Regions from separate parts of the Homo sapiens genome. Here region 2 is linked to region 1. A link is a loop called in an ENCODE intact Hi-C map of the cell type or tissue named here. Cell type or tissue: dorsolateral prefrontal cortex. All regions are shown on one strand. Region 1 overlaps PHF21A (PHD finger protein 21A). Region 2 holds the start of LOC124902668 (a long non-coding RNA gene).

The links. Peaks named below come from ENCODE experiments on the same cell type or tissue, not always from the same donor. Only the 100,000 strongest peaks of a DNase experiment are listed, where the experiment ranks them.
Region 2: it touches region 1 in a loop (2.9-fold over the local background); 1 of 110 quality-filtered maps calls a loop at or near these places.

What each region holds. Positions count from the first base shown.
Region 1 is chr11:46,004,381-46,009,380 of GRCh38, forward strand. All of the region lies in intron 6 of PHF21A (PHD finger protein 21A), which reads right to left. Among named protein-coding and RNA genes, the nearest start is that of LARGE2, 84 kb to the left of the region's middle. In dorsolateral prefrontal cortex, CTCF peaks have their summits at 2,243 (motif pointing left) and 2,447; no DNase peak of the experiment used is centred here.
Region 2 is chr11:45,898,005-45,903,004 of GRCh38, forward strand. MAPK8IP1 (mitogen-activated protein kinase 8 interacting protein 1) reads left to right here. Exons shown (of 12, transcript NM_005456.4): 2 at 81-186; 3 at 2,134-2,448; 4 at 3,976-4,057; 5 at 4,368-5,000. It overlaps LOC124902668 (a long non-coding RNA gene), which reads right to left and starts at 1,531. Exons shown (of 3, transcript XR_007062664.1): 1 at 1,448-1,531; 2 at 1,042-1,087; 3 at 392-467. RefSeq lists enhancers at 886-1,555, 1,774-2,068 and silencers at 1,394-1,688, 1,965-2,144. In dorsolateral prefrontal cortex, CTCF peaks have their summits at 1,980 and 3,939; DNase peaks (open chromatin) are centred at 1,587, 1,937, 3,117 and 3,897; H3K4me3 peaks cover 4,184 bases; H3K27ac peaks cover 4,789 bases.

The sequences.
Region 1 (5,000 bases):
TTTTGACCAAAGGAAATGGATTTCACTTTTAATAGATAAGAAATAAGAGACACTGGGGAGTAGGGAAGGGGTAGAGGAGAGAAGGAAGTCCTTGTTCTAAGATTATATTAAAAGCTACTTAAAACATGTAAGTGACAATATTTCATAAACTGAAATATTTTATCAGTAGCTATGACAGAATATTCTCTATTCTTTTCTTCAACATAAAAGTTTTAAAGAACTGTGCTCATTTGACCTCTTATCAAACAAAAACTCACTTTTCTTCATATTGGTTTGCATAGCACAGACTATTACTTTTTCATAGCACTTAACTTTTACTGTGGATGAGGGCTGTATCTGCCAGGCCTAGAATGCTTTCCATTGAACTGTCTCCTCAAGACTAAAGGACTCATCATCTAAAAGATGTCTTTGTAAAATACAGTTTATGCCTCCTGAAAATACCATCTCTCCCTCTCTCCCATTCACTACACACATACTTACATGTGTTCGAAATTTATTCCCCTTCTTTATCATGGCTACCCTCAAGAAAAAACACAGGGAAACAGATAAGCACTACACAACAAAGTTTACTTTTTCCCTTTACAATAATATTTGTCTCTTACTGCAAATGTCTCTGAATATGGAAAATGAGATTATGCAGTTAAATTTTAACACATGCATGTATACACCCAACTAATACAGCAGTCCCCCACATCAGTAATTTCACTTTCTGCAGGCTCAGTTACCAAGAGCAACCGCAGTCCAAAAATTCAGGTTGAGCATCTTTAATCTGAAAAATCTGAAATCCAAAATGCTCCAAAATCCAAAACTTTTTGAGCACTGACGTGATGCCACAACTGGAAAACTTCACACCTGACCTCAAGTGATAGATCATAGTCAACATGCAGTCAAAACTTTGTTTCATGTACAAAATGATGTAAAATATTGTATAAAATTTATACAAATTTATGCTTGGGACCAGAAGTGTTTCAGATTTTGAGATTTTTCAGACTGTAGAATATTTGCACAATATATTAACGCCTTGTATATACCAAATAATCTTAGGCAGTTGCTTTTTCTGGTTGAAGGTTTCAAGATAATAAGAAAAGCAAAAACCTCATTTGCAATATTAACTTAATTAATGGGCACCAAATGTTCAGACCTTCCTGTTCTGACTTATAAAACAGGTTATTTTGACTCCATTAGCAAATGCCCCTGATTATTCTCAGCTTTTTATTACATACTAGGTAAATGAAACTATCAACGATCCTTTTACTAAGAAATGTGAACTGCCTTATACTGGAATAGTTAAATAAACATTAGGGGAACCATCAGCACCAACTACTTACTCCCTATGAGCAATGAATAAAAGAATAATATTTGTAGCACAATTAAGCTTCCATAGCTCAAGACGGATCATCCCACCAATTCTGAAACAATTTACTCTAGCTGTATGAATCTGATCATAAAGAAAAAAGAAACACTTCTAATGAAATGTGGAAATGCTTTTTTTGCATGTGAATCGTATTCATTTCTTTAAAAAACTTCAACTTCAGAACTCTCAAGAACAGTAAGAAAAATAAAACATACAATTTTAAAAGTTTATTTGGAGCCTACAAATGCCTGTGGAAAAGCACAATTTTAAACTTTGAAAATGGGCTGGTCTAATATAAAACAGTCTTTGTAGATAAAAAATAATTCAAATTCAGACAAGAGAGAATTAAAGAATTAGGATGTTCACTGTTATTTTACATTTACGATTAAAGAACCAGATTAACTGACAAGTAGATCACTGTTGACATAGTTCCTATAAATAAGAGCCAAATGATTTTAAAATTAAATGTTATAAACTTCATGCTTTAAAAAATGTGTACTCCCAATTTTCATTTGTTTTCCAATGCTTCCAGAAGCCCAAACAAGAATTATTTTAATAGGGCAAAAAACCATGAGAAATCAGTAAATTCTTAATCTTTCGGTTGTATATACAATTAGGGCAAAGGCTAAGTCAAATCCAGAATTAATAAGCACCTAACGAAATATTGCAACTTGTTATAGTTCTTTAGTTTGAATAAATCTGCCCTCAGTGTTCTATCTTCCTAAACTTTCTGAATAACCTCCACAAATCACGCTATATAAATAACAAGGAGTCTAAAAGTTTACTGCCACATTCACTCTCTAAAGATACTAAAATCAGTTCATCTACACAGGCAGCTGTCTGCCTGAGCTAGAGGATGAAGTTATGCCTTAATGAACTAACGCCATCTAGTGGGATCAGTGAGATTTCAGCTGAAACTAGTTTACAACAGGTTACTACAATCTATTCAGCTGGTCAAATGTCTTATTTAAAAAGATACACTTGTATTAAGTATTGAACTGTCTTAAACGCCTATTAGAATGTGATATACTTGCCTACAATAAAAATGGCACAAAAATATTTTAAGACCAACAACCCTCCCTTGGAATAATATTTCTATTCTTTCCTTCAAAGGCACAAAATACAAATCAACAGGTACTAACAATATGTATTTTCAAAGATCTCAGAAAATGCAAAGTCAAAGTCAGAACAACAGTCAGTAAAATTTAAAGATAACAATAACAAGAGCTATTATTTACTTATTAAGTGCCTAGCATATGCCACACACTTCACAGTTTTAATCTTTAGAGCGTTCCTGCAAGCTCGTTTTACAGGTGATTTCCCATTACAAAAACACTTAAATATAGAGTGACTAACTTAAAAAGTGATCTTTCTTCCCTCCAACCAACCATAACGTGACGAGACATCTATCAACACTAGCTCACTGCATACCTACCATGTGTTCAAAAACATGCAAAGTGATAGTGAGGTTCTAAGAGATGAGAAAAGGGCCCCCTGTCTTTTCAAGGAATCCAGGTAGCGCTGAAGCCAGGAATCTGTGGCACTTTACAGAAGATACTTCCATCTACCTTTTTTCTTCTTCTTCTTTTTTTTTTTTTCGAGATGGAGTTTCACTCTTGTCCAGGCTGGGGTGCAATGGCGTGATCTTGGCTCGCTGCAACCTCCACCTCCCAAGTTCAAGTGATTCTCCTGTCTCAGCCTCCTGAGTAGCTGGGTTTACAGGTGCCCACGACCATGTCCAGCTTATTTTTGTATTTTTAGTAGAGATGGGGTTTCACCCTGTTGCCCAGGCTGGTCTCGAACTCCTGACCTCAGGTGATTCGCCTGCTGTGGCCTCCCAAAGTGCTGGGTATTACAGGTGTGAGCCACCGTGCCCGGCCCCATCTATCTTTTATGATAGTTTTACTGTTAATTTTATTCACATTAAAAATAAACTGCTAGCATGAATATTAAATCCGTCATTTTAAAATTTAGTTACATTAATTTAAATCAAAAAACGATGTGAAAGAAGTGAGATGTGTACCCTTTACATAACCTAACAATGGACATATTCTTTCTTTAATTTCCATTAATATGACTTATTTTTATCATTTTCAAATTTTAGAACAAGGGACTTTTCCATCTTACTCCTAAGTGGAATGTCAGAGTCTTTAAAAAGGTACAGGATCTATCACAATAATCCGTGTTGTTATGTTATTTTCATTTTTAATCGCATATCTGCTTCTTCTTTTTCTGTCTGTACTTGGGATTACCATGCTCCAGATAAGAACAGAAGGGTACTAAAGTAAAATGTGTTTAATGTTGTTCTACCCACCAACTGGTAGGTGAAAATTAACACGAAGTGAAGTTCAGAAAGTAACCTGCAAACTATCCCATTTTCTATTTGGGAATGTTAACTTTAACATTTCAGCACCTTCCCCTACAATGTGTATTTGTTTACTCACATACGCCCATACACTCTATCATGTGAAATCCTAGACTAATCCATAATGTTCAGATGATAACTCAATAAAATCTCAAAACATTTGTGAGGTCTTCAATTGAAATTTTCCTGTGTGTGTGTCCTTATTAAAGAAAATACAGAGCAGAGTTCCACACTGTGAAGCATATCCGGGACACTATGGACCACATATGGCCTGGGTTCTGAAAAGATGAGCTAAACTTAATCAAAATTCCTCTCTTGCTTTCCTGAAGGACTCAGGAAATGGGCAGCATACATCTCATCTTGACCCAGATTTGCTTCAGTAGAGAAGTGCCAATGTCTTGAAAGCTACTCCATGGGTCAAAGGTAGAAGACGGGAAAAGAGTCTGCTTTGATTGGCTGTCAAATTTACCTGTATATCTAGCAAAGGAAGAGAAATGGCAAGATATGGTGGAAATGTGACTCGGTTTTGTGTATGAAAACCTGGTGCTGCTGGACAAGTCACACTCTCTGAGTTCCAGTATATTCATTTATAAAATAAAAGGAAAATAATAATATATGTTTTACATATCTCATATAAATAAATCTGAATATAATTTTTGTTAGATTTAAGTAAATAAATGTAAATTCAACTGCAAAATGCTATGTTTGCAACTGTAAAATGTGAATGCAACTACAAAATAATCTTGTCAACCCTATCCACTCCCATTCCACTACTTATTTGACCAGTGTTCACCCTCCATCTTAATCAGATCCTTCAATCAGACTGGACTCTTCCCTGCTCAGTGAACTCAACAAATTGGTTCACATTTCACTTTTTTTTTTTTTTTTTTTTTTGGAGACGGAGTCTCACTGTCGCTCACGCTGGAGTGCAGTGGCGTGATCCCGGCTCACTGCAACCTCCACCCCCTGGGTTCAAGCGATTCTCCTGCCTCAGCCTCCTGAGTAGCTGGGATTACAGGCGTGCATCACCATGCCCAGCTAATTTTCTGTATTTAGTAGAGACAGGGTTTCACCATGATAGCCAGGCTGATCTCCAACTCCCGACCTCAGGTAATCTGCCCGCCTCGGTCTCCCAAAGTGCTGGGATTACAGGGGTGAGCCACTGCGCCCGGCCATTAGTTCACATTTCTCACCTTCTGTTCATGATGTTCCCTGGTCCTGGAGTACCTTTTTTCTTTCACCCAATTCTGTTTAACCATCTACCTTTGAGGGTTCTGACAC
Region 2 (5,000 bases), 110 kb before region 1:
GCACCCTGGAAGAGGTAACAGGGAGATGTGAGCAGGCATAGTGCCCCTGAGTTGTAACTTTGGCTTCCTGTCCCCACCAGGCTCACCCATGACATCAGCCTGGAGGAGTTTGAGGATGAAGACCTCTCGGAGATCACTGATGAGTGTGGCATCAGCTTACAGTGCAAAGACACCCTGTCCTTACGGGTAAGGGCAAGCTCCCAGGAGCTCCTGAGTGGGGTGGCAGGAAGGCTAGGGACAGGGGTAAGGGTATCCCCATAGTGACAAAGGGGGTTTCAGGTCTGTGCTGGCACCCTCATGAAATGAAATGATGTGCAAGAAACATAGGTATACTGCTTGGCACGTCTTGAGTGTACAATCAGAATTTCATTTGGTATTATTATTATTATTACTGCTGTCGGGGACTAAGACAGGAAGTAGCTCCTTCAACTGCCCACGAGATGGGAGAGGCCAGGAAGTCTTGAGACCTAGGGCAGTAACAATTAGGACCAGACTTAAGGGAGACTCAGGGCTACCCCTGAATCCTTTTGGGAGCAGCCCTGGCAGAGGGCCTGAGGCAGACAGGGTGGAGTCTGGTGGAATCTGCAGTGCTTTAGGGCAGGAAGAAACAGCCAAGGCACCCCTGGAATAGCTCCTGTGGCTGCTGGCTGCTATTACACCAGACAGATGGCACCACGCGGCCTCCCAGACCCTCTCTGGCCTATAGTCCTAAAGGCCCCCACTGAGGGGTTTGCCCAGCATTGCTGCTGGTTTGGGCCCCTTGGCTTTGTCATAGGGAAGATGGCTCTCTCCTGTCCCTAAAGATCTGAATGCTGCCAGGAGGTCCCCAGCACCTGGGTAACTGGGGTCAGATGGGGATCCCAACTATGTCTTTTCAGAACAGGAAGAAGGGGCCGGCTTGCCAGGAAATGGAGGACAGAGCACAGGGCTAGGTTTTAGAGCCCAGAGCTCCTCTGAGCCCCCAAGAGGGCGGGTAGCCAGATACGGTGTCAGGAGAGTGGTTACCATAGGAGCGTGAGGTGTGCCTTGGGGAGGGAGTACCTGTCTCTGTGTTGACCTCCTGCTACTCCCAGAGACTCAGTAAGCTCTGCAAGAGGAAACCAAGGGGTGAGGATAATCCCCTAGTCCCCAGTACCCCAACCTTCCACTCTCTGGCCAGGCCAGGAAGAGGCAGAGGCCTCTAGATTTGGGGAATGGTCTCAGAGCCCTGACTTAGCTTCTCAGAGGTCAGGCACCTGTTCTGGACTCTCACCCTGCCCTCTCCCCCAGCTGCACCAGCAGAGCCTTGGAGAGGGTTGCCTCCGAGCTAGGCAGGGGCCCCAGGCACTACTGGCCAGAGGTGTGCCCCTAAGGGGCCTCAGACAAGCTCCAGCGGGCTTCACACACGTTCCAGTGAATACTCAGCTCTCTCAGAGGCTGGGAGGCAGTAGTGTTATCCCCACTCAACTGATGAGGGGGCCTGAAGGATCAGGGGATCTGTCCAAGGTGCCAGGGAGTTGGCGGCAGAACTGGAGCTAGATGGGGCTCTGCATCCTCAAGGCAGGCTCGTGGAGGACCGATCTAGGGCTGGAGGGGCCCCGGGCCAGCTGGCTTAGGGCGCGGCTGCCACCGCCTTGGTTCCTGGCCCCCGCTCGCCCCTCCCCCTCGGCGTCTCCTTCCCATCCCTCTCAGGTCTCCGCCGTTCCTTGCTTGGCTGAGCCTCAGTTTTTCCAGTTTTCCTCAAGACCCCTTCAAATACTATTTCCCCAACCCCCATCCCTTGCCCACCCCACCCCGAACTCCTTGGCGACCACTGAGTCCCCATAGCAACAGCGGTGACTTCACTCTGGGCTCGGCTTACAACCCCGGTGAGGTCACCGGCCGTTGCCAGGGGAACGGGAGGGCGCAAGGAGTCCGGGGTGGGGACTGTGGGGAGGTGCTGGCCGTCAGAGGCACGGCTGGATCGGGGAGGCGGCGGCCTCGCGCTTCCTCGCGGCGGACGGGCGAGAGCGCCCCAGTCTCCGGCGGCCCCTGCTCGGCTCCCCTCGTGCCCCCTTCGCGCCACAGAATGGACTCGCCCGGGCGGGGGGCGGTGCAAGCGGCCTCGGCCCCGCCCCGGCCCCGCCCCCTGACGCCCCTCCGTGCGCTGTGCAGCCCCCGCGCGCCGGGCTGCTCTCTGCGGGCGGCGGCGGCGCGGGGAGCCGGTTGCAGGCCGAGATGCTGCAGATGGACCTGATCGACGCGACGGGGGACACTCCCGGGGCCGAGGACGACGAGGAGGACGACGACGAGGAGCGCGCGGCCCGGCGGCCGGGAGCGGGGCCGCCCAAGGCCGAGTCCGGCCAGGAGCCGGCGTCCCGCGGCCAGGGCCAGAGCCAAGGCCAGAGCCAGGGCCCGGGCAGCGGGGACACGTACCGGCCCAAGCGGCCCACCACGCTCAACCTCTTTCCGCAGGTGCCGCGGTCTCAGGTGAGGCGCCAACGTGGGGGGCGGCGCCCTGGGCCGCCGCGGAGATGTGAGGGGGAGCGCAGAGGGGCTGCAGCGGGAAGGGGCACCCACGGGTCCAGTGCCTGGGGACAGCGCCTGCATAGGGGCCGCGGTGGCTCGCTCCCGGTGTTGGGATCCGAGGAGCGGGCAGAACCATCCTTACGAAGAGGGGGCTGAGTCCAGCTGGCCGGGCTTGGAGCCTTGAGGCGGGATTGAAGGAGGGAAGGACTGGGGTTAGGAGAGGAGTAGGGAATTAAGAGAATGAGGCTTTGAGGGGTTCGAAGGGTTTGGAGCCTGGGACCTCAGGCTGTGACAGGGTTTCTCCTTTAGGATATGGGGCTCCTGGTGAAAGTGGAGCAGGAGCAGGGCCTGGAGAAAAGGGCATCTGAAATGGTCATCGTGGGGGAGGCCGTGGGAGATCGTGGCGAGGTGGGGATGGGAAGCTCAGGGGCCACAGCCAGTTTAAGATCTGGGCAGCTGCGAATTCCCAGAAGGCAGGGGGGAGGAATGGGAGATGGAGCTGCTTGGCTAAGTTGGGGACCTAGGGCCCCTGGGAGGGTGGCTGGATGCCAAGGAGAGTTGAATAGGGTTGGGGGAGCTGGCTGTGGCCCTTTGTCTTCCAGGCCCATCGGGAGCGGTGCAGGCAAGGAGCTCCTGGGAGGTGGGGCGGCTGGGGCTGCGGGGAAAGGCTTGGTCCCTTTCCCAGGATCCTGTGAATGGCTTTTGGCAGCCCGGCTCAGGAACGTGAGGGCTTGGGAGAGAGCTCCCAGGGGAGGGAGCCTCCGTGGAGTGGAGGGAGCCCTGTGTGGGCATTGTGGGGAGGGGTCCCAGGGCTGAGAATGTAGAATGGGCAGCCCAGGAGATCCAGGAAGGAGGGCTGCTGACAACTGCATCTGTCACTCCTCAGTCTCATGCCACTGTGGTGGGGGGTGCAGGAAAACTCTGTTATGGATTTGTCACTGGGATGATTCATCCTGGTCCCCCAGGCCAGCTGCTAGGGAGACCCTTCCTTGTGCTTTTTCCAGGCTCTACCAGAAGGTCCTCACCCCTTCTAGGCCATAACTTCCCAAGCTCCAGAGCAGAGAGTCACCTGTCTCTGACTTGGGCTGGATTTGAGCATTTTCCAAGTAACCCTCAGTACCTGGGACTGGGGGTCTGACTGTGTCTCCAGAGAGCTCCTGCTTCTCTTCTCCCCTGCCTCCTCCCCCTCTTGCCACCACACACATTGGCCATCACCACCTTTGTTAAGGCTGATAAGAGCATCTCCCTGAGGGTTGGCCAGCTTCCCTGAGCAAGGCGGAGGGCCATCCAGAGCCGGCAAGCCTGGCTGTGACTTGCCACCCTTCCTGCCTGCTCCAGAGGAGAGTTACGAGTGAGGCCTTTGACAGTGGAGGCGGGGTGGACACAGCAAATGGCCCTAGGGATGGCCTGAGGGGGCAGGGCCGGGGCCTCCCTGTGCCGGGCACTGTTGACCACTTCCATCACAAGAGCCTTTTGTTCCCTGCACAGGACACACTGAATAATAATTCTCTGGGCAAAAAGCACAGTTGGCAGGATCGGGTGTCTCGATCATCCTCACCCCTGAAGACAGGTAAGTCAGGGCCCTCTTCCTTACCTGGACCTCCGCCTGCCCTGACTCAGTCCCCACTACAGAGAGCAAACCCTACAGTCTCCAAAGGGCTGAGTAGAGGTGAACTGCCCACCCACATCCCTGCACGAGCCCATCCAGGGGCTGAGATCAGTGGTGGCATGAGTGAGTTGACTGGCCCCAGAGCCTGCGAAGGGCCTGTTGCCCAGGGAGGCTTTGTCTTGGTTTCTGTGTCACCAAGCTGAGAGTGGCAGGTGCAGGTAGCTGGGAGTTGGGAGAGAGCCCCTGCCTTCATGACCTGCCTGCTCTCCAGGGGAGCAGACACCACCGCATGAACACATCTGCCTGAGCGATGAGCTGCCCCCCCAGAGCGGCCCCGCCCCCACCACAGATCGAGGCACCTCCACCGACAGCCCTTGCCGCCGCAGCACAGCCACCCAGATGGCACCTCCGGGTGGTCCCCCTGCTGCCCCGCCTGGGGGTCGGGGCCACTCGCATCGAGACCGAATCCACTACCAGGCCGATGTGCGACTAGAGGCCACTGAGGAGATCTACCTGACCCCAGTGCAGAGGCCCCCAGACGCTGCAGAGCCCACCTCCGCCTTCCTGCCGCCCACTGAGAGCCGGATGTCAGTCAGCTCCGATCCAGACCCTGCCGCCTACCCCTCCACGGCAGGGCGGCCGCACCCCTCCATCAGTGAAGAGGAAGAGGGCTTCGACTGCCTGTCGTCCCCAGAGCGGGCTGAGCCCCCAGGCGGAGGGTGGCGGGGGAGCCTGGGGGAGCCGCCGCCACCTCCACGGGCCTCTCTGAGCTCGGACACCAGCGCCCTGTCCTATGACTCTGTCAAGTACACGCTGGTGGTAGATGAGCATGCACAGCTGGAGCTGGTGAGCCTGCGGCCGTGCTTCGGAGACTACAGTGACGAGAGTGACTCTGCCACCGTCT